Regions from separate parts of the Homo sapiens genome. Here region 1 is linked to region 2. Evidence: read pairs that join two places in POLR2A ChIA-PET (ENCODE). Cell type or tissue: Panc1. All regions are shown on one strand. Each heading gives the region's core, and the rest is flanking DNA. Links, peaks and the distances in the headings are about the cores only.

What was found. Peaks named below come from ENCODE experiments on the same cell type or tissue, not always from the same donor. Only the 100,000 strongest peaks of a DNase experiment are listed, where the experiment ranks them.
Region 1: POLR2A ChIA-PET joins it to region 2 with 5 read pairs; 3 of 35 experiments call an interaction of 5 or more read pairs at or near these places.

Annotation. Positions count from the first base shown.
Region 1 is chr2:149,740,869-149,757,062 of GRCh38, reverse strand. It overlaps MMADHC-DT (MMADHC divergent transcript), which reads right to left. Exons shown (of 3, transcript NR_110240.1): 2 at 13,304-13,345. It overlaps LOC105373680 (a long non-coding RNA gene), which reads left to right and starts at 7,346. Exons shown (of 2, transcript XR_923464.3): 1 at 7,346-7,420; 2 at 11,260-11,415. In Panc1, for the core only: no CTCF peak of the experiment used is centred there; no DNase peak of the experiment used is centred there; H3K27ac peaks cover 366 bases.
Region 2 is chr2:149,629,648-149,645,841 of GRCh38, reverse strand. The region is part of intron 1 of MMADHC-DT (MMADHC divergent transcript); the gene reads right to left. Among named protein-coding and RNA genes, the nearest start is that of MMADHC, 50 kb to the right of the region's middle. In Panc1, for the core only: no CTCF peak of the experiment used is centred there; no DNase peak of the experiment used is centred there.

The DNA.
Region 1 (16,194 bases), core at 4,735-7,234, 110 kb before region 2:
TCAGGAGGTTCTGGGGTTGAATCTGCTTCCAAGCTTATGTGGGTTTTTGGTAGAATCCAGTTCCATGTGGTTGTAGGACTAACGTCTCTGTTTCTTTGCTGGTTGTTGGCCAGGCTCATTCTTAGTTTCAGAAGGTTGCTTGCATTTCTTGGCTCACGACCTCCTTTCTCTATCTTAGCTAGCAATAGCAAGTCAAGTCCTTTTCATATTTAAACCTCTTAGACCTCTCCCTCTGCTTCATCTGTCCTCTGATTTTCTCTTCTACCACATCTCTCTGACTCAAATTGGAGAAATCTCTCTGCTTTCAAGAGCTCGAGTGATTAGATTATGTCCACCTGGACAATCCAGGATTTTTTTTTCTATTTTAAGGTCCATAACCTTTATGACATTTGCATAGTTGTTTTACAGCAGTAACTAGTGTTTGACTGAATAATCAGGGGATGGGAATCCTGTGGAGACTTAGAATTCTGCCTATCACAATTGTGCAAAATATAACCATTGGAGGAAATTGAGTAAAGGTTACATGAAACCCCTCCATATCACTTTTGCAACTTCTTGTAAATGTGTAATTATTTCAAAATAACAAGCTTTTAAAAATGCATGGAAGAAAAAAATAAAAACAATATAAACAAATATATTTTCTATCAAGATTATTTTGCACTACTGGAAGACCTACAATGAAAGAAAGGCTAAGAAATGTCCTCCAAATAAAGGAAAAATTATTTCAGTGGACACATGGAATTGTAGGAAACAAAGAACAGTCAAAGGGGTAAATATATGAAGAAAATCTAAGTTAATATTACTGTTATAATTAAAATAATATATTGGGCTTAAAAACATATAGAATTGAAATGCATATCAAAGATAGCATAAGAAGGAGGAAGGAATTAAATGGAGTTCAAGTGTTTTAATGTCTTTGCACTGTCAGGAAGTTTTAAAAGTATTAAATTACAGGTGACCCTAATAAAGCCTAAGGATGTATATTATTTCCAGTGCAGCTACTAAAGAAACAATGAAAAAAGATGTAATTAACAAGTCAACGGAAAAAGAAAATACTGCATTTACTGAAAAGATAAATAGAAAAGACTAAATATCAGATGGGACAAAGAGAAAACTCAAATATACCAACAAATGTATTAAATGTAAACAGAACAATATTCTAATTGAAAGATGAGGACTATAAGAATGAATAAGAGAAAACTATATGCTGCTTAGAGGAGATACATTTAAATATAAGAAATCAAATTGAAAATAAAAGAATGGGCCAGGTGTGGTGGCTCACACCTGTAATCCCAGCACTTTGGGAGGCCAAGGGAGGAGGATCACTTGAGGTCAGGAGTTCAGTACCAGCCTGGTCAACATAGAGAAATCCCATCTCTACTAAAAATACAATAATTAGTCAGGCACAGTGGCAGGTGCCTGTAATCCCAGCTACTCAGAAGACTGAGGCAGGAAAATCGCTTTGCTTGAACTGGGGAGGCAGAGGTTGCCATGAGCCAAGATCATGCCACTGCACTTCAGCCTGGGTAAAAAACTGAGACTGTCTCAAAAAAAAAAAAAAAAAAAAAAAAAAGTAAAGGAATGGAAATGGAAAAAAATAGATAAAATTACCTTCTCACAAAATGAGAAACCCTAATATAGCTATGTTAAAATCATTTTTTTAAAAGGAGGTTATACTGCTTTGGATCCTGGGTCAGAGGAAAAAAAAAGAAGAAGAAAAAGAGGTTTAAAAAGGCGATAAACAGTAACATTTCATTTTATGGTGATGAAAGTCCCAACATTCTCAGAAGACATCTTTGTTTTTTTTAGGTTTTGAATTTTTTTTCTATTTCTTTATATATATATATAATTTAAGTTCTGGAATACATGTGCAGAAAGTGCAGGTTTGCTACAGAGGTATACACGTGCCATGGTGGTTTGCTGCACCCATCAACCCATCACTTACATTAGGTATTTCTCCTAATACTATCCCTCCCCTAGCGCCCCACTGCCTGACAGGCCCCAATGTGTGATGTTCTCCTCCCTGTGTCCATGTGTTCTCTTTGTTCAACTCCCACTATGAGTGAGAACATGTGGTGTTTGGTTTTCTGTTCCTGTGTTAGTTTGCTGAGAATGATTGTTTCCAGCTTCATCCATGTCCCTGCAAAGGACATGAACTCATCCTTTTTCATGGCTGCATAGTATTTCATGGTGTATATGTGCCACAGTTTATTTATCCAGTCTATCATTGATGGGCATTTGGGTTGGTTCCAAGTCTTTGCTATTGGGAACAGTGTGACAATAAACATATATGTGTATGTGTCTTTACAGTAGAATGATTTACCATCCTTTGGGTATATACCCAGTAATGGGATTACGGGGTCAAATGGTATTTCTGGTTCTAGATCCTTGAGGAATCGTCACACTGTTTTCCACAATGGTTGAACTTATTTACACTCCCACCAACAGTGTAAAAGCATTCCTATTTCTGCACATCCTCTCCAGCATCTGTTGTTTCCTGACTTTTTAATGATCCCCATTCTAACTGGCATGAGATGGTATCTCATTGTGATTTTGATTTGCATTTCTCTAACGACCAGTGATGATGAGCTTTTTTTCATATGTTTGTTGGCTGCATAAATGTCTTCTTTTGAGAAGTGTCTGTTCATATACTTCGCCCACTTTTTCATGGGGTTTTTTTCTTGCAAATTTGTTTAAGTTCCTTGTAGATTCTGGATATTAGCTTTTTGTCAGATGGAGAGATTGCAAACATTTTCTCCCATTCCGTAGGTTGCCTGTTCACTCTAATGATAGTTTCTTTTGCTATGCAGAAGCTCTTTAGTTTAATTAGATCCCATTTGTCAATTATGGTTTTGTTGCCATTGCTTTTGGTGTTTTAGTCATGAAGTCTTTGCCCATGCCTATGTCCTGAATTGTATTGCCTAGGTTTTCTTCTAGGGTTTTTATGGTTTTAGGTCTTATGTTTAAGTCTTTAATCCATCTTGAGTTAATTTTTGTATAAGGTATAAGGAAGGGGTCCAGTTTTAGTTTTCTGCATATGGCTAGCCAGTTTTCCCAACACCATTTATTAAATAAGGAATCCTTTCCCCATTGCTTGTTTTTGTCAGGTTTATCAAAGATCAGATGGTTGTAGATATGTGGCATTATTTCTGAGGCCTCTGTGCTGTTCCATTGGTCTATATATCTGTTTTGGTGCCAGTACCATGCTGTTTGGATTACTATAGCCTTGTATTATAGTTTGAAGTCAGGTAGCATGATGCCTCCAGCTTTGTTTGTTGTTGTTGTTGTTGTTGTTGTTGTTGTTGTTTTGCTTAGGATTGTCTTGGCTATATGGGCTCTTTTTTCCTTCCATATAAAATTTAAAGTAGTTTTTTCTAATTCTGTGAAGAAAGTCACTGGTAGCTTGATGAGAATAGCACTGAACCTATAAATTACTTTGGGCAGTATGGCCATTTTCACAATATTGATTCTTCCTATCCATGAGCATGGAATGTTTTTCCATTTGTTTGTGTCCTCTCTTATTTCCTTGAGCAGTGGTTTGTAGTTCTCCTTGAAGAGGTCAATAATTCTCAATGCAATAATTCACAATATGCACTAATAGCACAATACCAAAATGTATTATGTAAAAATGGACAAAATTAGCAGGAAAATTTGACATAGCCACACTATCATTCAATACTTTAGTAATTGTTGATAACATAGTAACTGACTTAAAAAGCCTATAATAAATCAAAAAGGATGTAAAATATTTGAATGAGATGATTAACAAAATCAATCTAATTTACATATGTACATATATATATAAAACAGTAAACACATTTGAAAATATGCAGGTTATGCACCTCAGACCTTCACAAAAATGGAAATATGTGCATATAGACCATACTGCTGTTCTTAAGAAACCATATAAATAATGTTCCCTTACCACAGAGGAATTAAAGCTGAGATCAATAAAAATGGTAACTAGAAAATAGCCAAATATGTGCAAACTAAGCAACACATTTCTAAAGAACCCATGGGTCAAAGAAAAAAACTAAAGTGGAAATTAAAAAATATTTTTGAAGTAAAAATAACTAAAATATAGCATATCAAAATTTGCAGGGTATAGTAAAATCTTGTGCTTAAAGAAAAATTTATAGCTTTATATACATAGATTAGGAAAAAATGTAGGGCTAAAGATTCAATTACATTTCTCAAGAAGTTAGAAATAGCTGAGCAAATGTTATCCTGTTCTTTTACAAGTATTTCAAATCCTTGAGTTTTGAAAGAGCAGCCTTCTAAATTCACCTATGCTTTCAAAAGATGTTGTTGTTGTTGAGTTTAGAATGATGGGTTTTTCCTGTAGGAATTCACCATTAGTCAGTTTATTGGGTTTAATCAAAACATCCAATTTATATTTGAAATTTTTGCTGCATATTGTAAAACCGTTGTAGTATATGTGTCTTCAAGGAGCTTTAATGTGGATAATTTTTGTAGGTTGAAATGCTATCATAAATATTAATAAATGCTTTTAAAGCTCTGAGAAATCTGCCGATAAAAAGAGCAATATAAATGTAAGTTTGGTTTTTCTAACCATTTGCAATATTCAGAATAAAAGAGAAGAGAAAAACTGAAATATGAACTGAACAACAAAATTGGAGTGTTTACTTCTCTATTTTTAAAACAACTTGGACTCAGAGGAATAAAAGATAAGGGTTGGTGTAAAATTGGTTTCTCAATTCATGTATGAGAGTTCTAAAAATAAGCTAACTGGCTGAAGAGAAACATCAGAAGCTCTTAAAACAAGCAACTAATATTCCTCAAACTTGATTATAATGAGAAAGTAGATATCAAATATGGTCCAAACTCTGGTGACTGCATTGCTTATTGTTCATTCACCAATTAATTCATTGAACCATTTATTAATCCAACAGATCTCCATTCAGTGTCTATTCTTTGTCAGGCATTGTGCTATTGCTGAGATGCAACCATGAGCAAACCAAACATTTTGTTTCCTCCTGGTGTTTATAGTCCAGTAGAAGACAGCATTTAAATAGTCATATAAATAGATAGGTAAGCACAAACTGAGATTCAGTCTTAAAAGACAGACATGTAGGCCAGGTGTGGTGGCTCATGCCTGTAATCCCAGCACTTTGGGAGGCCCAGGTGAGTGGATCACCTGAGGTTGGGAGTTCAAGACCAGCCTGACCAATATGGAGAAACCCCGTCTCTCCTAAAAATACAAAAAATTAACCGAGCGTGGTGGCACATGCCTGTAATCTCAGCTACTCGGGAGGCTGAGGCAGGAGAATTGCTTGAACCTGGGAAGGGAGGTTGCAGTGAGCGCAGATCGTGCCATTGCACTCCAGCCTGGGTAACAAGAGTGAAACTCCATCTCAAAAAAAAAAAAAAAAAAAAAAAAACTGATGTGTAGGTGTTTTGTGATCAAAAAATTGGGGATTTACTCTAGGGAGTCAGGGAAAGCTTCCCCTAGCATGTCTTATGTGTGCCATGAGCTGCAGTTCATGATAAAGACTGACCAATTAGGTGAAGGCGAGAACTGGAGGGGAAGAACCTTCTAGCACAAGTTAAGGCTTTCCAGTAGGTGTGGGAGGGATCATTCGGGGACAGAATCAAAGCCAATGTGGCTGAACAAGGAGTTGGAGTGGGGAGTGTGCAGAGAGTGAGATGAAGTTTAAAGGTCAGCAGAAACCAGATCACAAGCATCAAATGCCTCATGGGCCATGTTAACAGTTTTGAATTCCTCCCTGGGAAAGGGCTGTAGCAGGGAAGTGACATGGCTAATTCAGCATTTTTAAGAATATCACTTTGCCTGTCGTGGGCCATGCAAACTGGATTCAGGAGACAAGTTATGATCTTGTTGTATCAGCATAAGTGAGAAGATGGGAGCTTGGAACAAGGTTCAGAGGACAACGCTGCCTCCTGGAAGCCAAAACTCTTTCCAATGTGAGTATACTTCTCTTTTCCAAATCTACTTTCAGTGATTACCACTCTGATAGGCAAATATTCTCACTATCATCTACCCAAATTATTCCTGGTCTTCCTTCTACCTTTGTTCCAATTGCTCCTTTCTTCACAAATGTCATCTTCTTCATTTACTTATACCACAACCATTTTATACATCCAAGCTCAAGTTCCATCTCCCCACTTCTTTAGATAATTCCCACCCACAGACACATAGTTCTTTCTCTACATTGACCATATGCTAGTACTTCCTTTTCCTCTTCCTGATGAAATTATAAGCTACTTAGGGAAGGAAATGTGTCTTACATTTCTCTGAATTCCCCTGTAAGACCAAGAACAAGGCTGGGATTAAGTGCAAAACACCCTTTAAACCTAATCAAATTTCACTGCAATGAAAAATGTCTAGTATATGGATGATAATTTGGAAAAATACTATGTTCCAAGTTGTACTAAAAACAAAAAGGCACTATATGAACATGAGGGTATTATAGAAGAATATTTTATAACAGGTAAAAATCCAAGGCATGTGCAGCTGGCTCCCTTAATTTCCAGATTACTCTATGAGCTTGCCTTTTAGTAAACATGTCCTTTCTGCCTTTTGTATATTCCTGCTCATACCAAAATGCAACAGCAGCACCCATGAACTTGGTCCTCAGTGGGACTTCCATTAGAACATCTTCAAAAGCAGGAGGAAAGCAGGTCTTGTTCTACACATGCCAGAGTATATTCCCACTGTGGCCCTACTACCACTGTTTTTCATCTGTTGGTCTTATAAAACTCTGACAGCAGAGTAAGAAAGGGTTTGAGAAGCAGGTCTTATGAGGACATACATTACCAAGAATGTACCTCCATATTCACTCTGTATATTAGCCCCACAAATCTTCAATAAAGCAACAACATGCTTGATATGCTTGAATTTTTTTGTGGAAGCTGGTGAAGAGGCTAAATTTTGTGGGACCTTAAAAAAGGGTCAGACCACATGTGCCCAAGATATAGTTCCAGGCTTCCCTGATACCAGCTAATGTACACTGAGCATGTCAGGCAAAAGGCAAAGTTATTTCAACCTGTTAGCTCTCCTAATCTTTATAACAACCCTGTGAATTAACTTGAATTGCTACAAATAACATGCCTGAGGCTCAGAGAATGGAGGTAACTCATTCAGCTCCAAAAAACCTAATAATGGGGCCAGGACTCTGACCAAGGTTTGTCTGATTACTGAATTGGAACCTGAATTTCAATTTTAGAGCTCCCCAACCAGTTACCATGCATTGACTATCCATGTACTAGGAGCATCTAAGCAGGGCCTTGGATGGCTGAGCTCCTCTGATATTTCCAAACCAGGCTTTGCTTACAGTGTAAACATTCTCTTTTTTCTTGTTAGTGTCACCAACCTGAGGCTTCTCTGTTGTAACTCAGTTGTCTCAGGAACTTCCATGGTTACTCAGTGTTCTCCCAGGTAAGTAGAAATTCTCCAGCCTGGCATTCAATAACCTCAACAACGTTAGGGAGGTGGAAGAGCATTGGATTTCAAAATCAGGTTTCTGCATCTCAGAGATCAGAGTTGGATTCTGGTTTCCCCACCTGACAGATGTGTGATGTTGAGCTACTTAGTTAACCTTTCAGTGCCACTGATTTATAGTTTTATATAACTCCTAGGCATTTCCTGATTATTAAATGAGAGAGAACATACGCAAGCATTTTACACAATTCCTGGCATAGAATAAAATGCCAAAAACTTTGCTGCCTCTGCTATTATTTTGTCCTATAGACCCACACCTCTTTAAACAAAGCTGGGCAGTTTGCTGGTTATTTATCATGGCTTGTGCTTCTTCATTGTCATAGATTGTATTTGAGGGCAAGTAGTTTATTTGGGAAGTGATCCCAGGAAGCATCCATCAGGAGAACAGAGAAATAAGGCAGAAAAGGGAAGAGAACCAATATAAAGTTAATGAATATTAGCCAGTCTTGGTAACTGAGGTGCAGCCCCACTGAGTGTCTTCAGGACATTGGAATAAACCACACCTTAGAACTGTCCCACCTGCGGGACAAGGAAGCCACTGTTTGTCACTGATTGGGATTGCATTCAGGGGCATCAACTCCCTGATGCCAACAATCTCACCCTGTATGCCCACTGAGCATGCCTCCATAGCCAGAAAAGGCTATCTGGTAGAGTTGCCAAGCTTGCAGCAAGAAGCAACAGGTCCATAGGACAGTAGGAAAACCTTCAGTATCTCCACACCCACTTCTATGCCTTTGTTTTTGCGCTTATTTCTACTTGCAATTCCCTCTTTTCCATCTTTTAAAAAGGCTACTCAAGCCAGGCACAGTGGCTCATGCCTATAATCCCAGCACTTTGGGAGGCCAAGGCGGGCGGATCACCTGAGGTCAGGAGTTCAAGACCAGCCTGGCCAATATGGTGAAACCCCATCTCTACTAAAAATATAACAATTAGCTGGGCGTGGTGGTAGATGCCCATAATCCCAGCTACTCGAGAGGCTGAGGCAGGAGAATTGCTTGAACCTGGGAGGCGGAGGTTGCAGTGAGCTAAGAGCGCCACTGCACTCCAGCCTGGGCAACAAAATGAGACTCCATTCCAAAAAAAAAAAAAAAAGCTTACATAGACATTCTCCCCTCTCTATGAAGACTTTTCTTATCACCCTACAGTGTGGTCTTTTTCATGTTGGAAGTTCTGTGGCTCTTTTTGTATCACACGTTGTAGTCTTTCTTGGATTATGTTTACTTATATGTTGATTTCAACAACTGACTCTTGAGATGAGGGGTCCTCACTTCCCTTTGTTTTCCAGAGCCAAACACAGTACTTTGCCCATAGTAAGTGCTCAATAAATACTTGTTAAACTGTGTTTCACACTGAAAATGATTAAACATAAAATGTACTTATCTTCTCCACTATGCAAGTTTTATACTTTCACCTCCTGGGAAATGTTTGCTGGGACATCTCTTCACCTTCTTTAATAAATTTTGATCTTACATCACATTTAAATGCCTTGGAGTTCCAAAAGACAAATATATCCTCGTGTAATTTAATGGCAATCAGCAGGCTACCTTTTTTCTTATTAATATACAGAAAGCTGGTGGTCACAGCAGGTAACTGATGAGACTAATCTGTCAATGTTCTAATAATTCTCTGCCTGATTGCACCCAGCCCAAGAGCCTGAATAATCACAGAAGCGGCAAGTGATTTGATCAGGACTAGAATAGACCATCGATCATCCTCAAGTGAACTGGGTGTTTGTATAGGATGGGGTTAGCATGATATCTCAAGGAAGCCCTTCAGGCAGAAATCAATGTTGAGAATTCAAAGTGTTATAGGAGAGGCCACAGGAAGCTTCTATGAGATGCAATCCTAGGAGTACTTGGTGTAGCAGAAAGAGAATTGAAGCAATGAGTTATCACACTGTTAATTGGGATGCTAGCCAAAAGCATTCAAAAAGATTTGAGGATTTTAGTGGATGACTCAGCCCTTTGGTTGATTTGGCCTCCATGGTTCTCTTTAGTTTTCTAAATAGTTTGAACTACTTCTAACTCGATGTTAACAAGACAAAAAAGGAAAATCATGTTTCTATTGTGGTGTCAAGAAATAAACAGGTGGCAAGACCTTAGCAGTGATTAAAAGGTACTTCATATTTTTGACAATGAAATGAAAATGCTGCATACATACTAAAACTTTATATTTGATAGTACTCTTATATAAATAGCATTTACACAATTAGGTAGTTCTACTTTGTGGGTGGATATCCCCAAAATTTGGTATACATGCCTCCCCTACTCCAGGCCTTGCCTTCACTCTTTGATTCTTTGGAGTCAATATTGCTCTTAGTTTTAAAAGTTTTAGTAGTCAAGATTCTCCTCTTTCCTATATATTTTGCTGACTGGCTTCTGATATTTAGGGAAGGAGCAGCAAAATAGAAGAAAGGCAAAGGGGCAGAGGAATGTTTATATTTGATTCATGCTGTTGTGTTTATCTAGCGTCAGAGCTTTTAAAATGTGGTAGGTGTTGAAAACCAACTCTCTCCTATGAATTTCACTTATGGTTTCTTTGTAGAACCCGGTTTCTGATGTTCTGTATTTTTGCTGAAGACAAATGATATGTTTGAAAACTATTAAGCCTATAAATGTAAATTTCCCAATCATGTTTGATAGCACAAAATATTATATTAAGGAAAATGTTTTTAGCCAAGTAATGTATATCCCATACAGAATGTTCTTTTTGAGACTAAAGTTTTCCACCTAGTTAGGCAAAGGCAGGTCACCTAGGGCCCCGAACACCAGGGTGAGGAGTCTGCATTTTATTCCAAGAGAGAAGGAAGGATTTGGATGATTTCCAGCCATGGGCCTCATAACCCAATTTACACTTTTAAAAGCTCCCTGTTGGCTGTTAGGTGGGGGACAGGATAATAGAAGGACAAAATGGCAGATAGAAATGTAGTCTTCATAAAAGATGATAGCTATTTGGACATGGTTGCTGCCACCGAGGGACTGGGAATGAATCCCTGCAGGTCCAAAGCTAGAGACATTGTCAGGTCACGAAGTGCATCTCTCACTAAAATCGGTAGGAGTGGGTCCTCACTCAGGCATGTTTCCTGGTTTTCTCTCATCTTCCCTGTTCTGTGCCTTCACAGGGCACATTCTCGCCCATCTCCACACTCTAACCCCTACTCCCTCCCTAGTTGGGATCACCTTGGTCTCCCTTCTGTCTTCAGCAGTCCTAATGTTGGCTACTCAGAAGACAAAAACTTTGGGTATAAAGTCTGCAAACACTGTGCACATAAAATGCCAAGCATCCTTCAACCCAGGAGAAGTAGCCTATAGCTTTAGTGGTGGTTACTACTATTTGGTACCAGCCCCGGGGTTGAAATCATAGGTCCTCTAACTTATTAACTGTGATGTTGAGCAAATTACTAAAATTCTCTGTGCTTCAATTTTCTCCCATGTGAAATAGGAATACTGGTAGTACTTATCTCACACAATTTTTACAAAGATTAAATGGGTTAACGTTTACAAAGTGCTTAGAACTGTACTTAACACATAATAAATGTTACTTGAATGATTGCTGTGGTCGTCATTAGCTACCATTTAGAGCTGTGTGAGGAACAGATAAATAACGCCTGTAAAGCACGTATCATGGGGGGCACACACATAAACAGTAAGCACCCAATTAATGCTAAGCTATTATTACTTTGCTCAAATATGACACACGTGTCAGAAATGACCCGCTGTTTATTTCTTTTTTTTTTTTATTTTTGCCTCTCTTGCTGTTTCTGATTTCTTTTTCAGCCCCTGTGAGGTCACATATGTCTGTGCCCGTGTCTGTGATGAGTATATTTAACCTCAGGGTCAAGACAGAAGATATTGGAAGAGAAGGAGAAGCCACTGGCTCATTTCCCAGTTTTTCCATTTTTATTGAAAAAATAAAAGTATTTCCTGTAAGAACTAGGTACCATATTTTTGAGACTCCAGCTGAGCTTGAATAGTTCATTAATTTTGGCACTCTTACGTGAAATGAAAGCAGTTTTGGAAAGTATGCCTTTATCTGGGTTAATTAGTAAACGAGAACATTGGGACTTTAACACATTTTTTTTTTTTTGCTTCAGCAATTCTTGTAATTGTTTTGCTTAGGTTCATGCTGTATATAAACACATAAAGACAGCTTTATGTATCCATCCTGTGATAAAAGACAACTGGAATATTCATGGTGTTCAAGGGACATTTTGGGGAGGGGAAAGTATAAGGACTGTATTACAGAGAAATTTGAAAGAAACAGAAAAGATGGAGGTTGGGGAAAAAAGATGAAGCTGTCTGAATAAGAAAGGATGTCTTAAAGAATGAACAACAGCAAAAGGAAGCACCATTAACAGCCTGTTCCATTTTGATGTCTGACTACACATATCCCAGCTTCGTTTTTATCATCTTAATGTTTATATCGTTACTGACATCCCTGACTTCTGTAACTTCTGAATGCCTCTTAAGGAATCTCTCCAATTATTTGAGTTTTTTGCAGATATTTAAAAGTATTTGGCTTCAAGGTTATGTTACATGACAGCAAACAAATGCTTAGTCATGCCATGAGTAGTATAAATGCCGGTGCTGCCTGCAGCATACATCAGTTCCAAGCTGATTATTTTTCCCTTCTTGTTTCCACCAATTTGTTACGAGACAACTGTCACTCGATGCCCAGATTGAATGGTATATCATACCCTCTCTTTGGCTCTAGAAAAATTACAGAACCCATTTTCCTGCTGACATCCTCATAGGTTTAATATTTCAGTTTAAACTTCAGGGTAATGTGTAGATGCATTCTTGTAAGTTGTCTAGTGCTGGCTGTGCAGAAGCATGAGATGGACAAGAGGAAGGTTGGAAAGTACCTTAAAAAGACAGACTTTTATAAAACTATATAACGTAATTTAGTCAAAAGTATTTTCCTTACTTCAGGTAATTAATTATCTAGGCTGTCTGGCTAGATGGGGAATTAACAAGCATTTAGCCATGAAATGTGGATCAGATACTTCACATAATTATTTTATCCATTCTTTCTTATAACATTGTAAAGTAAGTATCATTATCCTTTTACAGATAGGAAAACTGAGGTTAAGAGAAGTGAAATAAATAGCCCAAGGGCATGCTGTATGTTAGCGTACTTATAAAATTTATGAAATTGATATTCATGGCAGATGAGTCTAAATCATCTGAGATTATTTTTTGTACCCTTCTTCCTATATGCATGTGATGATCACCAGAGCTAGTCCTGGCCCCAAGCGGCAGGGAGACGGAACATATGTTTTTTAATTAGTATTACTCAGGCCCCTAGAATGTATCACAGAGAAAATGACATCACAGATGCTCCAGTGTGTCATACACTCTGGTTATTTAAGGGTGTGTAATAGAATCCTACTCCAACAGGAATTTGGATGCATATGGCAAAACAATTCCCAGAATTCCTTGTCAGTTCAGTTCAGGATGGAAGAATTCTCCCGCAGGACCCTGGCAATAGGCGTTCTGCCCTGTCTGAGGAATCCTCGAGGATCCTGAAATGGGCTGCCCTTGATCCAGTGTGTCACCATGTCTCCCTAACTCTAACCACCCCAGGAGGTAAAAGAGCTTTCTCCTCTCTATTACACACACACACACACACACACACACATCCTTTCCTTAAACTCTTTTGTGGTTATCACAGTGACTGGTGGGCTCTTCTGGCATTCCCAACCAGAGATGTTAAATGTCCTACAACATGTGGGGCTATCTGCATAAATACAAAGTGCCCCTCCCCAATAACAATGAATCCATGAAGAATTTTCCACCATCCCTTCTTTTTTTCACTTACTTTCAATACTCCCTCTCACAGCAGTTTATTCCATCAGGTTCCCTGTGGGAGAAGAGAGGAAGTAGATTAACATATCACCCCTAAAAGACAACCTCCTGTTCTGGGTTGTGATCTCTTCTGACCCAGGTTCTCCTAGTTTCTTGGCTCGCTGGAAATTCTGTTTTTCAGTCAACCTGCTGAATACTCTTTATTGGCAGCTACTCAGAAGGCCACTGCTTGAAAATTTCAGCCCTTGGGGTTGATTTTTGCTGCCAAAAACAGCAGTTGTTGAAGTCTGCTACATATGACTGGGTCATCCATAAGGGTATTTTTTTTCAATATGAAAAACATTTGTTCTGCCAAAGTCATGCCTACCCCCGGCATGGGGGTTGACAGGATTCCATTTGCTTCTAGCAGGGGAAGAACTGACCTCTATAAATTACATTCTTGAATAATGGCTTTGCCCAGAGAAATCTGGCATTACCCCAGGTCTTTCTCCAGATTCATAAACGCTAAATGAGGTGAAGATTTTGACCTGAGCACCTGGGTGGATGTTATGCTCCTTATTAAGATGTGAAAAACCGCCTGGAAAAAAAATTGTCTAGAGAGAGGAACATCAGGGTTTCAGCTTTGGCCTTGTTAAGTTTGAGATGCCTCTTAGACATCTAAATGGATTTGTCCATATGACAGTTGACGATAGGAGTTAAGATTTTAAGGAGTGGCCAGGGTTAGAGATGTACATTTGGGACAGATAAATAGTTCTAAGTCCTCAGCCTGGTAAAATAACTGCTGTGGTTTGAATGGGTTCCCTTCAAAATTCGTGTTGAAACTCAGTTCCCACTGTGGTGGTATTAAGTGGTGGCACCTTTTGGGAAGTGATTAAGTTGGGAGGACTCTGCCCTCATAATTGAATTAGCGCTTTTTAAAAGGGCTGGGAAGAACCAGCTTAGGCCCTTTTGCCATTTGTCCTTTCATCATATGAGGGCACAACCTTTATCACCTCCAGTGGATGCAGCAATAAGGCACCGTCTTGGAAGCAGGGAATGGGGTCCTTGCCAGACACCAAACCTGACAGCATCTTTATCTTGGACTTCCCAACCTCCAAAACTGTTGAAAATAAATTTCCATTCTTTGTAAATGCCCTAGTCTCAGGTATTTTGTGATAGCAGCGAAATGGATTAAGATAATAAAGAGAAAGAGAGTATAAATTTAGGAAAAAATCATCTTGGATTGGATAGCTCTAACATTTAGAATTGCTCAATATAAAATCATCACTAGGTTCTGAGTCTGGTGAATGGTACTAACAGGCAGATTGTCTAGTTATGATGCTGACACTAATGGTTGGAGTATCAATTTAACTAATCCTATGTTTTTCCCCAACCATAAAATAAAGAGTGAGATATACATGGTTACCTTAAGGTGGTAAGATTATAGATGATTTTTAATTTCTTTCTTGTCCTTTTTTATATTGTTCTAATTCTCTACAATGGACACATGACAATGTTATGAAAAAAATACAGTAAACATTTTAAATAGTAATACCCTATATATTGTTTACAGTGCATCTCAACCATCATAAGAGCATGCACGCCCCATCACATTATGATGTGAACACACACTGTAAAGGTGAACATCTTTTTTGTGATATTCAATGAATTATGTCTACAGGCATTTAAGTGGTTCTAAAAGTCTAGAATAATGATGCTTTGGTAAAAATCATAAGGCCAAGATGTCAGTGTGGCACAGTGTGGCATTTTGGACATAATAGAAGCATATTTATTGAATAAACAAAAGGTCACAGTTAAAAGTCACCCTATAAGAGCCTATTAGTTAGCTTGAGAAGTGGTTTACAAGGATGTTCCTTATGTTTCTGTATACTTTCCAACTCTCCAAATGTGTAAGGAGAGCAAAAATGCAATCAGGGAATTAATTCTTGGCCACAACTCACATTCCAAAGGAAAGAATAACAACAACAAAATACCCAAGCAAAACCATCAAACCACATCCTGGTAAAAACCTTTAATGTGCTGCTAGGGCATCATCTGGTCCCCATCATTACCAGCTGTGACTTGCACACCCGGGAAAGGCCAGACTTCAGCAATAGGAACTAAAATCAAAGGCCCATGATATAGCTTTGAAGTTGAATGTGTTTAGCAGCATTTTTAAGTAAGGTGATGACTAGAGAATTAGAAGAAGTGATGGACAGGGCCAGTATAAGACAAAGTTGCTAGGCAATATTTATAAAAATACGAGGAATCTTTGCAAATCAAGATAGGATAGTAACTTCCAGGTCTATCACAATTAATCTTCCGTTTTTACATTCAGTCAATGTGAATTAGAAGTCTACTTTGAGCAGAGTTACATATGTGTGCTTGGATAGATGAGACAATAAGACTGAAGCACTTTACATAAAATGGAGGAGAATGCTGGGCACGGTGGCTCATGCCTATAATCCCAACACCTTTGGGAAGCTGAGGCAGAAAGATCACTTGAGCCCAGGAGTTCAAGACCAGCTTGGCAACATAGTACGACCTCATCTTTACAAAAAAAAACAAAAAACAAAAATGTTTAAGTAGCTGAGTATGGTGGCGTGTGCCTGTAATGCCAGCTACTCAGGAGACTGAGGTGGGAGGATTGCTGGAGCCTGGGAAGTGGAGGTTGCAGTGAGCTGAGATTGCACTACTGCCCTCCAGTCTGGGTGACAGAGCAAGACTAAATAAATAAATAAAATGGAGAAGAAATTAGTAAATAATCTGAAAATCACATAAGCAAATGTAATCTTAATATCAAGTTATCACCTCTAGAGTACATGATTTCTAGGACATGTATTAAAAGTTCTGCTATAAGAAGCTTATCTTGATTAACTTATTTGATCACACGTTTCCCTGCCTATGAACCATTGTTCTATGGAA
Region 2 (16,194 bases), core at 7,507-10,006:
ATGTACATTTTGTAGATGATACTCTGAAAAACAGAGCCCACTTAGAAAGAGATTTGGAACAATATAGAAGGGGTCTGAAAATATTTTTAACATAATCTTGTATTTTTAGCTATCCCAGCTTATAGTTTAAAATATGCTGAGTTTGTCCTTATGGATAGTCCATAACAGAGGATCTCCAGGACTGAAAAACTTTTCCTACTGCACTAGGCCAGTAATGCCCCCCACTGGCAGAACATGCTTTGTCTTCCATCTGGAATTGCACTCCAGTTTTGTCATCCCCAAAGGCACCATTCTGACACATCTCATTAATTTTTACAGGGTCTTGACCTGTAAGAATAAATGGTCTATGCTTCAATGTCTAAGTATGCACATAAAGAGAGTAGAAGTTTAACTTAAGTGCTATATAGGTAATCTTGGGTCCAAGAAAAAAATGGATGTTGAAAGATATAAATGTCCTGTGGTGGTTATTTATTAAGCTTCCAACCAAATACAGTATAGCCTAAGATAACCCAAATCTATGTGGAAGAAAAGTATTAAAAAACTACCAAGTATTATTACTAGTTTCTTATGAAAAGTGTCATTATTTTAGCCCTTTTCATGTTGGTGTAGTCCTCATTTATTCTAAGTGGATCCATCTGTGGATAAGAAGCTCAAAGGGAAAGTGGTTAAATAATTCAAAATCCTCTCCCCAGTAAGAACATCAAATCCTAAAAAATTCCAAAATTCAGTATACAATAAAGTTAGTTGTATAGCCATAATTTTTCAGGAGGAAAAAATATAGCAAAACCACAATTACTTATGTGAATAATGGACACCAAAATTGAAAAAGAAAATCCAGATATATTAATAAATTAGATCCTAGCTCCAAAATACTTTTTTCAAATAACTTTTTTTTAACAGAACTCTAACAATTAACCAGACCAGTTAGCACTTCACTACCTACTTATACCCTCCCAGAATTTTATTCCTGGTAGGAGTGATCAAGGAAAAATGTGAAATAACAAAAGCTAACATTTATTAAGTTCTTAATAAATGCCAGTGCCCTTATTATCTAATTTAATACTCATTAAGAGCTATTATTACATTCATTTTACAGATGATGGAAGAAAATTAGGGGCAGTTTAAATGAATTGTCCAAGGGCACTCAGCTATAGTAAGCGGTGAACATAGTCTATCTTCTTCAGAGCTCATACTTGGAACCAGGATCCTTGACTGCCATGCTAGGAAGCAACTTCATTCTATGGTATTCTTCTAGAGCAACAGCTATTTTAAGAAAAACTCTGGTTGTTGGATGATTAAGGTTTATCAGAAAAGACTTAATGACATTTGAGTGATTTTTCACAGATAAATTCCCAATAAGCATGCAAAATTCTTATTGTATATCTTCACTGAGAAAGGTACCTAATAAGAGGCCACAGGAGTGGAAGATGTTAGGAAAAGAGCTAGACAGGCCTCACTCCTCACATGTTCAATATATTATTCATGAACCTCTAGAGGAACAAAGTAATAAAAAAGAAAGTGGGTATTTTTCTCTCATAAAAATAGTTATTCTCTTAAGTTATTCACTTCTACATTTTACTTGAAAATAATGAATAAATAAGTATCAGTAAACAGACACATTGGAGTCCACCTAGACATAAGTATATTTCCTCTTATAGGTGAAACTGTCATAAGACAGATCATTAGTCATAAAAACATGTTGACTATAAAACAACTACTTCCACATCAACTGGTACTCAGCAGAATAAATACATGTCCACCAAATCAGTCTTCCTCAGCGTGGGAGGACAGAAAGCCAGAAGTGAAATAAAAGAAGTAAAGAAGTGATGATGAGGGAAGAAAGAACATGTAGATGGCCGAATAGGAACAGCTCCAGTCTACAGCTCCCAGCGTGAGTGACTCAGAAGATGAATGATTTCTGCATTTCCAACTGAGGTACCGGGTTCATCACACTGGGGATTGTCGGACAGTGGGTGCAAGACAGTGGGTGCAGTGCACTGAGCATGAGCCGAAGCAGGGCAAGGCATCACCTCACCCAGGAAGCGCAAGGGGTCAGGGAATTCCCTTTCCTAGCCAAGGAAAGGGGTGACAGACAGCACCTGGAAAATCGGGTCACTCCCACCCTAATACTGTGCTTTTCCAATGGTCCTAGCAAACAGCAAACTAGAAGATTGTATCCCACCTGGCTCGGAGGGTCCTACGCCCATGGAGCCTCGCTCATTGCTAGCACAGCAGTCTGAGATCAAACTGCAAGGCAGCAGCAAGGCTGGGGGAGGGGAGCCCACCATTGTAGGTAAACAAAGCAGCCAGGAAGCTCGAACTGGGTGGAGCCCACTGCAGCTCAAGGCCTGCCTGTCTCTGTAGACTCCACCTCTGGGGGCAGGGCATAGCCCAACAAAAGGCAGCAGAAACCTCTGCAGACTTAAATGTCCCTGTCTGACAGCTTTGAAGAGAGTAGTGGTTCTCCCAGCACACAGCTTGAGATCTGAGAACAGACAGACTGCCTCCTCAAGTGGGTCCCTGACCCCTGAGTAGCCTAACTGGGAGGCACCCCCGAGTAGGGGCAGACTGACACCTCACACGGCCGGGTACTCCTCTGAGACAAAACTTCCACAGGAACGATCAGACAGCAACATTTGCTTTTCACTAATATCCGCTGTTCTGCAGCCTCTGCTGCTGATACCCAGGCAAAAAGGGTCTGGAGTGGACCTCCAGAAAACTCCAATAGACCTGCAGCTGAGGGTCCTGACTGTTAGAAGGAAAACAAACAGAAAGGACATCCACACTAAAACCCCATCTGTACGTCACCATCATCAAAGACCAAAGGTAGACAAAACCACAAAGATGGGGAAAAAACATAGCAGAAAAACTGAAAATTCTAAAAATCAGAGCACCTCTCCTCCTCCAAAGGAATGCAGCTCCTCACCAGCAATGGAACAAAGCTGGACAGAGAATGACTTTGACGAGTTGAAAGAAGAAGGCTTCAGACGATCAAACTACTCTGAGCTAAAGGAGGAAGTTCGAACCCATGGCAAAGAAGTTAAAAACATTGAAAAAAGATTAGATGAATGGCTAACTAGAATAACCCATGCAGAGAAGTCATTAAAGGACCTGATGGAGCTGAAAACCATGGCACAAGAACAACGTGACGAATACACAAGCCTCAGTTGCCACTTCGATCAACTGGAAGAAAGGGTATCAGTGATGGAAGATGAAATGAATGAAATGAAGCAAGAAGAGAAGTTAAGAGAAAAAAGGATAGAAAGAAACGAACAAAGCCTCCAAGAAACATGGGACTATGTGAAAAGACCAAATCTACATCTGACTGGTGTACTTGAAAGTGACGGGGAGAATGGAACCAAGTTGGAAAACACTCTGCAGGATATTATCCAGGAGAACTTCCCCAATCTAGCAAGGCAGGCCAACATTCAGATTCAGGAAATACAGAGAACACCACAAAGATACTCCTTGAGAAGAGCAACTCCAAGACACATAATTGTCAGATTCACCAAAGTTGAAATGAAGGAAAAAATGTTAAGAGCAGCCAGAGAGAAAGGTCGGGTTACCCACAAAGGGAAGCCCATCAGACTAACAGCTGATCTCTTGGCAGAAACTCTAAAAGCCAGAAGATAGTGGGGGCCAATATTCAATATTATTAGAGAAAAGAATTTTCAACCCAGAATTTCATATCCAGCCAAACTAAGCTTCATAAGTGAAGGAGAAATAAAATACTTTACACACAAGCAAATGCTGAGAGATTTTGTCACCACCAGGCCTGCCTTAAAAGAGCTCCTGAAGGAAGCACTAAACATGGAAAGGAACAACTGGTACCAGCCACTGCAAAAACATGCCAAATTGTAAAGACCATCGAGGCTAGGAGGAAACTGCATCAACTGACGAGCAAAATAACCAGCTAACATAATAATGACAGGATCAAATTCATACATAACAATGTTAACCTTAAATGTAAACGGGCTAAATGCTCCAATTAAAAGACATAGACTGGCAAATTGGATAAAGATTCTAGACCCATCAGTGCGCTGTATTCAGAAAACCCATCTCACATGCAGAGACACACATAGGCTCAAAAATAAAAGGAGAGAGGAAGATCTACCAAGCAAATGGAAAACAAAAAAAGGCAGGGGTTGCAATCCTAGTCTCTGATAAAACAGACTTTAAACCAACAAAGATCAAAAGAGACAAAGAAGGCCATTACATAATGGTAAAGGGATCAATTCAACAAGAAGAGCTAACTACCCTAAATATATATGCATGCAATACAGGAGCACCCAGATTCATAAAGCAAGTCCTTAGAGACCTACAAAGAGACTTAGACTCCCACACAATAATAATGGCAGACTTTGACACCCCACTGCCAAAGTTAGACAGATCAACGAGACAGAAAGTTAACAAGGATATCCAGGAATTGAACTCAGCTCTGCACCAAGCAGACCTAATAGACATCTACAGAACTCTCCACCCCAAATCCACAAAATATACATTCTTTTCAGCACCACACCACACCTATTCCAAAATTGACCACATACTTGGAAGTAAAGCTCTCCTCAGCAAATGTAAAAGAACAAAAATTATAACAAACTGTCTCTCAGACCACAGTGCAATCAAACAAGAACTCAGGATTAAGAAACTCACTCAAAACCACTCAACTACATGGAAACTGAACAACCTGCTCCTGAATGACTACTGGGTACATGACGAAATGAAGGCAGAAATAAAGATGTTCTTTGAAACCAAAGAGAACAAAGACACAACATACCAGAATCTCTGGGACACATTCAAAGCAGTGTGTAGAGGGAAATTTATAGCATTAAATGCCCACAAGAGAAAGCAGGAAAGATCTAAATTGACACCCTAACATCACAATTAAAAGAACAAGAGAAGCAAGAGCAAACACATTCAAAAGCTAGCAGAAGGCAAGAAATAACTAAGATCAGAGTAGAACAGAAGGAAATAGAGACACAAAAAACCCTTTAAAAAAAATCAGTGAATTGAGGAACCGTTTTTTTGAAAGATCAACAAAATTGATAGACCACTAGCAAGACTAATAAAGAAGAAAAGAGAGAAGAATCAAATAGATGCAATAAAAAATGACAGAGGGGTATCACCACTGATCCCACAGAAATACAAACTACCATCAGAAAATACTATAAACACCTCTACACGAATAAACTAGAAAATCTAGAAGAAATGGATAAATTCCTCAACACATACACCCTTCCCAAGACTAAACCAGGAAGAAGTTGAATCTCTGAATAGACCAATAACAGGCTCCAAAACTGAGGCAATAATTAATAGCTTACCAACCAAAAACAGCCCAGGACCAGACGGATTCACAGCCAAATTCTACAAGAGGTAAAAGGAGGAGCTGGTACCATTCCTTCTGAAACTATTCCAATCAATAGAAAAAGAGGGAATCCTCCCTAACTCATTTTATGAGGCCAGCATCATCCTGATACCAAAGCCGGGCAGAGAAACAACAAAAAAAAAGATTTTTAGACCAATATCCCTGATGAACATCAATGCAAAAATCCTCAATAAAATATTGGCAAACCAAATCCAGCAGCACATCAAAAAGCTTATCCACCACGATCAAGTGGGCTTCATCCCTGGGATGCAAGGCTGGTTCAACATACGAAAATCAATAAACATAATCCAGCATATAAATAGAACCAACGACAAAAACCAGATGATTATCTCAATAGATGCAGAAAAGGCCTTTGACAAAATTCAACAACGCTTCATGCTAAAAACTCTCAATAAATTAGCTGTTGATGGGATGTATCTCAAAATAATAAGAGCTATCTATGACAAACCCACAGCCAATATCGTACTGAATGGGCAAAAACTGGAAGCATTCCCTTTGGAAACTGGCACAAGACAGGGATGCCCTCTCTCACCACTCCTATTCAACATAGTGTTGGAAGTTCTGGCCAGGGCAATCAGGCAGCAGAAGGAAATAAAGGGTATTCAATTAGGAAAAGAGGAAGTCAAATTGTCCCTGTTTGCAGATGACATGATTGTATATCTAGAAAACCCCACTGTCTCAGCCCAAAATCTCCTTAAGCTGATAAGCAACTTCAGCAAAGTCTCAGGATACAAAATCAATGTGCAAAAATCACAAGCATTCTTATACACCAATAACAGACAAACAACCAAATCATGAGTGAACTCCCATTCACAGTTGCTTCAAAGAGAATAAAATACCTAGGAATCCAACTTACAAGGGATGTGAAGGACCTCTTCAAGGAGAACTACAAACCACTGCTCAATGAAATAAAAGAGGATACACACAAATGGAAGACAATTCCATGCTCATGGGTAGGAAGAATCAATATCATGAAAATGGCCATACTGCCCAAGGTAATTTACAGATTCAAGGCCATCCCCATCAAGCTACTAATGACTTTCTTCACAGAATTAGAAAAATCTACTTTAAAGTTTATATGGGTCCAAAAAAGAGCCTGCATTGCCAAGTCAATCCTAAGCCAAAAGAACAAAGCTCGAGGCATCACGCTACCTGACTTCAAATTATACTACAAGGCTACAGTAACCATAACAGCATGGTACTGGTACCAAAACAGAGATATAGATCAATGGAACAGAACAGAGCCCTAAGAAATAATACTACACATCTACAACTATCTTATCTTTGACAAACCTGACAAAAACAAGAAATGGGGAAACAATTCCCTATTTAATAAATGGTGCTGGGAAAACTGGCTAGGCATATGAAGAAAGCTGAAACTGGATCCCTTCCTTACACCTTATACAAAAATTAATTCAAGATGGATTAAAGACTTAAATGTTAGACCTAAAACCATCAAAACCCTAGAAGAAAACCTAGGCAATACCATTCAGGATATAGGCATGGGCAAGGACTTCATGTCTAAAACACCAAAAGCAATGGCAACAAAAGCCAAAATTGACAAATGGGATCTAATTAAACTAAAGAGCTTCTGCACAGCAAAAGAAACTACCATCAGAGTGAACAGGCAACCTACAAAATGGGAGACAATTTTTGCAATCTCCTCATCTGACAAAGGGCTAATATCCAAAATCTACAATGAACTCAAACAAATTTACAAGAAAAAAACAAACAACCCCATCAACAAGTAGGTGAAGGATATGAACAGTCACTTCTCAAAAGAAGATATTTATGCAGCCAAAAGACACATGAAAAAATGCTCATCATCACTGGCCAGAGAAATGCAAATCAAAACCACAATGAGATACTATCTCACACCAGTTAGAATTGCGATCATTGAAAAGTCAGGAAACAACAGGCACTGGAGAGGATGTGGAGAAATAGGAACACTTTTACACTGTTGGTGGGACTGTAAACTAGTTCAACCATTGTGGAAGTCAGTGTGGCGATTCCTCAGGGATCTAGAACTAGAAATACCATTTGACCCAGCAATCCCATTACTGGGTATATACCCAAAGGATTATAAATCATGCAGCTATAAAGACACATGCACATGTATGTTTATTGTGGCACTATTCACAATAGCAAAGACTTGGAACCATGCCAAATGTCCAACGATAGACTGGATTAAGAAAATGTGGCACATATACACCATGGAATACTATGCAGCCATAAAAAAGGATGAGTTCATGTCCTTTGTAGGGACATGGATGAAGCTGGAAACCATCATTCTCAGCAAACTATGGCAAGGACAAAAAACCAAACACCGCATGTTCTCGCTCATAGGTGGGAATTGAACAATGAGAACACATGGACACAGGAAGGGGAACATCACACACCGGGGCCTGTTGTGGGGTGGGGGGAGGGGTGAGGGATAGCATTAGGAGATATACCTAATGTTAAATGACAAGTTAATGGGTGCAGCACACCAACATGGCACATGTATACATATGTAACAAACCTGCACGCTGTGCACATGTACCCTAGAACTTAAAGCATAATTAAAAAAAAAAAAGAAAAAAGAAGAAGTGATGGTGAAGATTGGACAACCATGTAGCCACTAATCTGGGCAGAAGCACTGACAATGGCCTTGTCAGGGCTGCCAATCTTTCATAAAATTTAATAAAGCTCATGGCACTTTCAGCCTGAAATCTGCCAAAGTCTAGGAATCTCACCTGACTGAAAAATAACAGTAATTAGATCAGAGTCATTTCCTGAAATTCCCCTTGTTGATTCCTAATACAGAGGTTCTCACCATAAAAAAGAAGGATAAAACAAAGTCAAATAAAGTTTCTAATTCAATTCTGCTTCAAACAATAATTAGCTCATAGAATTAGTCATCAGTTCAAGTATAATTAAGTGTCTACTGTAATGGGAAATGGTGTAGTTTGTCAGAAAGAAAAGAACATGGCCTGTGGAATTAAACCTGCATTCAAATTCTCATGCCACTACTGAATACATGAATTTATTTAATTAACAAACTATCTGGGTCTCAATTTGTATATCTGCAAAATGGTAAGAACTTCATATGTTTTGTGAAACATTAAATGAGAAAATGCATATACAAGATGAAGTTCAGTCCAAGGCACATACTAGATTCCTTGGTAAATAAAAGCTCCTATACTGGTATCAGATGTACGGCATTATGTTAGCAGTGTGGGGGTTAATGAATGAATAAGATCTGGTCCCTGCCTTAAGGGGCTTACAGTCCAGGTTAGGAAACAAAGCTAGCAGGTATGAAAATGTAACTATTAATAATCACAGCAATATTTGGAAGGAGAAATCAATTGTTGTGGGGTAGAATCATTAAAGAGGATTTATGGTGGAAACACATTGACTGGTCTCAGAGCTAAGGAAAATCAAGGATCTGAGAACTCAACACTCAGCCCTCATGTTTAAACAAGTTTTTAGAGGTAGTGCTGACTCCATCTTCAATATAAAAGACTCAGTGAATAAGAGAACAATGTTCAATGCAACAGAATTCTACAAATGACAATTTCTAAATCTTTGCTATTAAAGCATGGTTCATAGACCAGTTGCATGGTGTCTCAGAGTTTATTGGATATGCAGAATCTCAGATCCCCCCCCAGACCTATTGACTCAGGTCTATATTTTAACAAGATCCTGGGATGACATGTGAACATTAAAGTTTAAAAAACAACCCCATCAAAAAGTGGGCAAAGGATATGAACAGACACTTCTCAAAAGCAGACATTTATGCAGCCAACAAATATAATGAAAAAAAGCTCATCATCACTGGTCATTAGAGAAATGCAAATCAAATCCACAGTGAGATAACATCTCATGCCAGTTAGAATGGCTATCATTAAAAAGTCAGGGAACAACAGATGCTGGAGAGGATGTGAAGAAATAGGAATGCTTTTACACTGTTGGTGGGAGTGTAAATTAGTTCAACCATTGTGGAAGACAGTGTGGTAATTCCTCAAGGATCTAGAACCAGAAATACCATTTGATCCAGCAATCCCATTACTGGGTATATACCCAAAGGATTATAAATAATTCTACACTAAAGACACATGCACATGTATGTTTATTGTGGCACTATTCACGATAGCAAAGACTTGGAACCGACTCAAATGTCCATCAATGATAGACTGGATTAAGAAAATGTGGCACATATACACCATGGAATACTATACAGCCATAAAAAAGGATGAGTTCATATCCTTTGTAGGGACATGGATGAAGCTGGAAATCATCATTCTCAGCAAACTAACACAGGAACAGAAAACCAAGCACTGCATGTTCTGACTCATAAGTGGGAATTGAACAATGAGAACACATGGACACAGGGAGGGGAACATCACACACCAGGGCCTGTTGGGTGTGGGGGTCTAGGGGACGGATAGCATTAGGAGAAATACCTAATGTAGATGAGGGGTTGATGGGTGCAGCAAACCACCATGGTACGTGTATACCTACGTAACAAACCTGCACGTTCTGCGCATGTATCCCAGAACTTAAAGTGTAATTAAAAAAAGGAAAAAATATACCCACCATTGTAAACTATAAGAAAATCTCCAAAACAAGAGGCTTACACATTTTATATTTGACAAACATGAGCATTCTAAGACACTTTTGAGATTATAAATACTGTTCTGCAATATCCTCATTTATAAGACAGAGATAATAATTGCCTATCAGGATGTTATGAGAATTAATTTAGATAAATAAAGCCTATATACTTTCTAATTCCACAAGGGGAAAACCATGTTTTTATGTCTTTAAGTCCTTCAACCTTAGCATTGTCCTCTATATTTAGTGCATATTGAATAAATATGTGTTAAATAAATGAATTAATAAACAAGTCAGGGAGCTTTAGAATGTTAGCAAGTGCATTTTGAAACAGATGACCATAGATCATAGATCATGACTACAGACCAAGAATGCTGCAACAAGAGAGTATTTTCCAGATTGAAATGTCTATACTCAGTAATAAAATCTTTTTTACTGTTAAATAAAAATGGTAGTATAATAGTGAAACTTTAGTTACAAAATATATGTCATAAGAAATTGGATTTATCACTTATAATGACCTCACTAGCTTTGAGTTAATATAATTCAGTGCTAAATGGACTGTGAAGATTCTGCTATTAGTTACAACACTGGTTTTCTCTTAGCCGACTCAAATTATACTATTAGTTTATCTAAAGATTCAAATCCAAACATAAAAGCTGCACCTTCAAGAAGCATATAGTCTAATGGGATTAGAGACATATGTGATTAGCAATTAGAGTGAAGAAAATGACTTCGTGGAAGAATGTTCTAAAGAACGATGGCATTATCAAGCAAAGAGATGCCTCAGGCTGCCTAGGCAAGGAAGGGTAGCTTCAGAAAGAAGATATGGAGCTAAGACCTGAAGGATGAGCAATGTGTCAGGTGAACTAACTGGGCAGGGTACCACGTGGGCAAAAACAGAACACTATGGAATGGAAAGAGGGACAGCAGCAGGAATAAAACAGGAAAAGTAGACAGGAACCACATCATGATGGCTTTGAATGCCACCCCCAGATGTTACTTTTGAGCCTATGGAAGACATTAAAAGAATTTGATTAGGGAAGTAAAATCATCACATTTGCATTGGAGATAAGCCAATTTGGCAGCAATGAGAAAGAAGGATTAAGCGGGAGGAGGAGGGAGGGGCAGCTGAAATGGAACTAGAGGTTGGCAGATAAGTATGGGAATTAATGCATTAGTAGAGATGGTGACTTGAGTTTTGTCAGTGATGGTCAAGGTAGAGAAAAGAGGATGAAAAAATTGAGACGTGGACGAAGTAATAGAACTGGAGAATTAAGTGGATATAATGGTTTTCTAAGAGAAATTCCAAAGAGTTAAAAATTACACATGACTAATGAATTTATTTTCAGTTTAAGTAACTATGTTCTATGTCTTATAACAACAACTTTTGTAAGCTTAGGATGAAACTGGAAGGTTTAAACTTCAGCATAAGGTGGAATAGCGATGCCATTCACTTAGATAAGGAATATAGCATAGCAGGCAGATTCAAACGGTGCCTGTGGTTCCCTTTATAGTTCTGGTCTCCTTTTACACTGAGAGTAAATTGGAATCAGGTCAAGTCTTAGTCAAAGTAAATTGAGGCTTCTTTCTTTAGCGTGAGTCCATAGAATAAACTCGTAAAAACCTAGGATACAGATAGTAATGGTTTAATCTCCCTTCCCAGGTTTGTGGGAGACCAAGGGGAACAAAGGCTGGTTTAGTCTGAAGTTTTGTTTTGTTTTGTTTTTTTTGAGACAGAGTTTTGCTCTCTCGCCCAGGCTGGAGTGCAATGGCACAATCTCAGCTTACTGCAACCTCTGCCTCCCCAGGTTCAAACAATTCTCCTGCCTCAGCCTTCTGAGTAACTGGGATTACAGGCATGCACCACCACACCCAGCTAGTTCCATATTTTTAGTAGAGACACGATTTCACCATATTGGCCAGGCTGGTCTGAAACTCCTGACCTCAGATGATCCGCCTGCCTCGGCCTCCCAAAGTGTTGGGATTACAGGCGTGAGCCACCGTGCCCGGCCGTCTGAAGTTTTAAGGCAGACTTGGAAATGAAACTATGTGGGGCATGCTTACATCAATAGATGTGCTACAATAGCAGATATATTTGTTCTGGGTCCAAATATGGGTGAATGTGATGGAAATCCACAATAGAGGTTAAACATCAACACCAAGGAAGTAGAGATCAAGTAAGAGAACCTCCTGGAAAATATAAAGGAGCATCCTCAGTTTTAGAGGCAAATCCCTCCATCTCCCACCCTTCCTGCTTTTGTATTCTTTCACCCAGGTTCTCCAGTGCAGTGATTCTCAGAGATACTCATTGGAACCACCTGGAAAGCTTTTGAAAAACACTGATCCTGACCCCACACTCCAAACTTCTAATTTAACTGGTCTTGAGTGGGAAACTACCACCTTAGTTTTAGGTTGGTGCAAAAGTAATTACAGTTTTTGCCAGTACATTCCATGACAACACCACACTAGTAGATTCTCAACCCTGGCTACACATTAGAAACTTCTGAAGCTTCTAAAAACACCAGGCCTTAGTCCCACCTCCCAGAAATTCATTTAGTCCAAGGTGGGGTCCTGACATCTGGTGTTTTTAAAAGGTCACAGGTGATTGCCAGAGTTCAAAACCACTGCCGATCCTCCAAAACAGAGAGGTTCTCTATTTTTTCCATTTGTTTCAAAATTACTTCTCCAAACTCACTGTTTTTTTTTTGTTTTTTTTTTTTTTTTTTTTGTTTTGTTTCTTTTTTAAGGTGGAGTCTTGGTCTGTTGCCCAGCCTGCAGCGCAGTGGCACAATCTCGGCTCACTGCAACCTCTGCCTCCCAGGTTCAAGCAATTCTCCTGCCTCAGACTTCCAAATAGCTGAGACTACAGGCGTGTCCCACCATGCCTGGCTAATTTTTTGTATTTTTAGTAGAGACGGGTTTTCACCACGTTAGCCAGGATGGTCTCTATCTCCTGACCTTGTGATCCACCCGCCTCAGCCTCCCAAAGTGCAGGGATTACAGGCATGAGCCACCGTGCCTGGCCTCAAACCCACTCTTAATTATAACCATGTCTTTTACCTGACATAGATTATGAGAGTGTGATATAAGCTCTATCATCTTTTTCTTTTTCTCTGCTATCACTTTGATTTTTGATCAAGAAACATCTCTATCATCACAACCTCACCATCATTCTCACCTGGGTTACTGAAGATAATGCTGATAAAACCATCTCCTTCTTAGTGGACTTTTCTTTCTGATCACAACCATGTAAAGTCTCTCTCACCATAAAAACAAAAACAGAAGACCTCCCAAAACAAAAGGACCTTCCAAGAACCTTGTTAACCCTAGAGGTAACTCTCCATTGATTTCTGCATTAGTCTGTTTTCATGCTGCTGATAAAGACATAACTGAGACTGGATAACTTATAAAGAAAAAGAGGTTTAATGGACTTACAGTTCCATATGGCTGAGGAAGCTTCACAATCATGGCAGAAGGTGAAAGGTATGTCTTACATCACAGCAGGCGAGAGAGAGAAAGAGAGCCAAGCAAAAGAGGAAGCAGGTGATTATAACACCATCAGATCTTGTGAGACTTATTCACTACCACGAGAATAGCACCTGGAAGACCCACCCTGATGATTCAATTACCTCCCACCTGGTCCCTCCCACAACACGTGGGAATTGTGGGAGCTACATTTCAAGATGAGATTTAGGTGGGGACACAGCCAAACCATATCAATTTCCTACCCTTCAACAACAAACTTCTTGGATAATAAGGTCTTTGGGGGGCCAGGATTGCTGCAGTGATTCCTGATTGTCTCTAATAACTTGGGAAAGTAGAAAAAGCCAAAGAGAGATAACCTGTTCCAGCAACTCTAGTCAGGCCGCAGAAGAAGGATCTCATTCCCATTAGAGTCAGAGAGGGAAATCCAGTATTTTTATACCAAAGGAGGGGCTTTCGCATATTATGTAAGAATAAACAATTCACTGAAAAGATGACAAATTCTTGTAATATTAAATACATATGTAAAAGATGATAGAACAAATTTCAGGCACCTTTATACTACTAATACTGTACTATTTGTTTAAACTTGTAATAAGTCTAGCACAAAATACATAGTCCTGCACCTCAAAACATTTTGAAGGACAGACATCATGTACTATGGTGGCTCCCTAAGATTAAAATGGAGCTGAAAAATTCATATTGCCTAGTGATGTCATAGCTATCTAGTGTCATAGCACAATGTATCACTCATGTGTTTGTGGTGATGCTGGTGTAAACAATTGTACTGCGTTGCCAGTTGTATACATGCATAACACATACAATTATGTATAGTATGTTATACTTGATAATAAATGACTGTGTTACTAGTTTATGTATTTACTGCACTATACTTTTAATCATTGTTTTACAGTGTACTCCTTCTACTTATATAAAATAGTTAACTGTAAAACAGCCTCAGGCAGGTCCTTCAGGAACTATTCCAGAAGAAAGCACTATTATCATAGGAGATGACAGCTCCATGCTTGTTATTGCCCTTGAAGACCATCCGATGGGATAAAATGTGGAGGTGGAAGACAGTGATATTGATGATCCTGACCCTGTGTAGGCCTGGGCTCATTGTGTGCTTGTGTCTTATTTTTTAACAAAGACCCTTTAAAAGTAAAATAAAATAAAATAAAATAAAATGTTTAAAATAGAAAAAACATAGAATAAGGATATAAAGAAAATACTTTTGTATAGCTGTACAATGTGTTCATGCTTTAAACTAAGAGTTTTTACAAAACAGTCAAAAAGCGAAAAATAATTAAAAAGTTTATAAAGTAAAAAGGTTACAAAAAGCCAAGGTTAATTTATTATGAAAGAAATAAATATATTTTTAATAAATTTAGTGTTGCCTAAGTATAGTGTTTGTAATGTCTACAGTATTATACAGTAGTGTGCTAGGCTTTCACATTCACTTACCAGTCACTCACTGACACCCAGAGCAACTTCCAGTCCTGCAAGCTTCATTCATGGTAAGTGCACTGTACAGGTGTGCTTTTAAAAAAAATCTTTTATGCCATATTTGTACTGTACTCTACCTTTTCCATGTTTAATTGTGTTTAGATATACAAATATTTACCACCATGTTATAATTGCCTACAATGTTCAGTACAGTAACATACTCTATAGGTTTGTATTCTAGGGGCAATAGGCTGTACCGTATAGCCTAGGTGTGTAGTAGGCTGTATAATCTAGGTTTGTGAAGTATACTCTGTAGTGTTCAAACAATGAAATCACCTAAGGTTATATTTCTCAGAACATATCCTCATTGTTAAGTGACACATAACTGTATAGATCAAGCTTGTACATTTGGTTCAACAATAGCTAGGAACAATTTGAGAGAATAATTAAGGTGAAATTCTTGCCCATTTTATAATATGGCTTTAGAATGAATTTGCTGCCAATTTAAGTAACTACGTCATATAGTTTAGTGGTTTCTGGGGGCAATAAAAGTAGCACACTTACAAATAGCCATATGGATAAAAATGCTTATCATTTTTTTTCAAGATAAATAGAAGCAATGCCAAGGACTGCAGAAGTCACACACACATGCACACACACACACACACACACACACACACATACAAAAAACTGACAAAAAACCTCCACTCATCTCTCTTGAAAGAGGTAGCAACATCTCTGGTTCATTGGATCTGAAAGTTAAGTCAATTGATTTAAGGGAAGAAAAATACAAGATTGGGAATGCTTTAGTCACATACTCTGTTCTATCTCATGTTAACCTCTAGGGAGAATTTGAGGTGGTACCCATCTTTTCACAAACACTGTCACCATCACCTACATAGAATATGTGTACTTCTTGCAAGCAGAGCTCTGACATAGGTCCAAGAGTCTTAAAGATTAAGTACAGCTTTGGCTGGAAAAATGAAGAGTCCAAAAGCAACTCATTCTTAATTATCTTTTATCTTCCCCTTGGAAAGCTGATGGAAAGGCTAAAAAGAACCCATAAAAAGAAAAAAAGAAAGAGTTTTGGTGGCTCTACCTCAGTCTGAGAAAAGGATTCCTTGAGGCTTATGCATAGTAAATCCAGTTCACCAGGATAAAGAAGTATACAGATTAGCTACACAGCAAGATTTGGGCATTTGCCTGAAGGAGACCTGAACACATTACCTTGAAACCAAATGATTCAAATGGTCATATTTGGGACCTAGATATGTGAGATC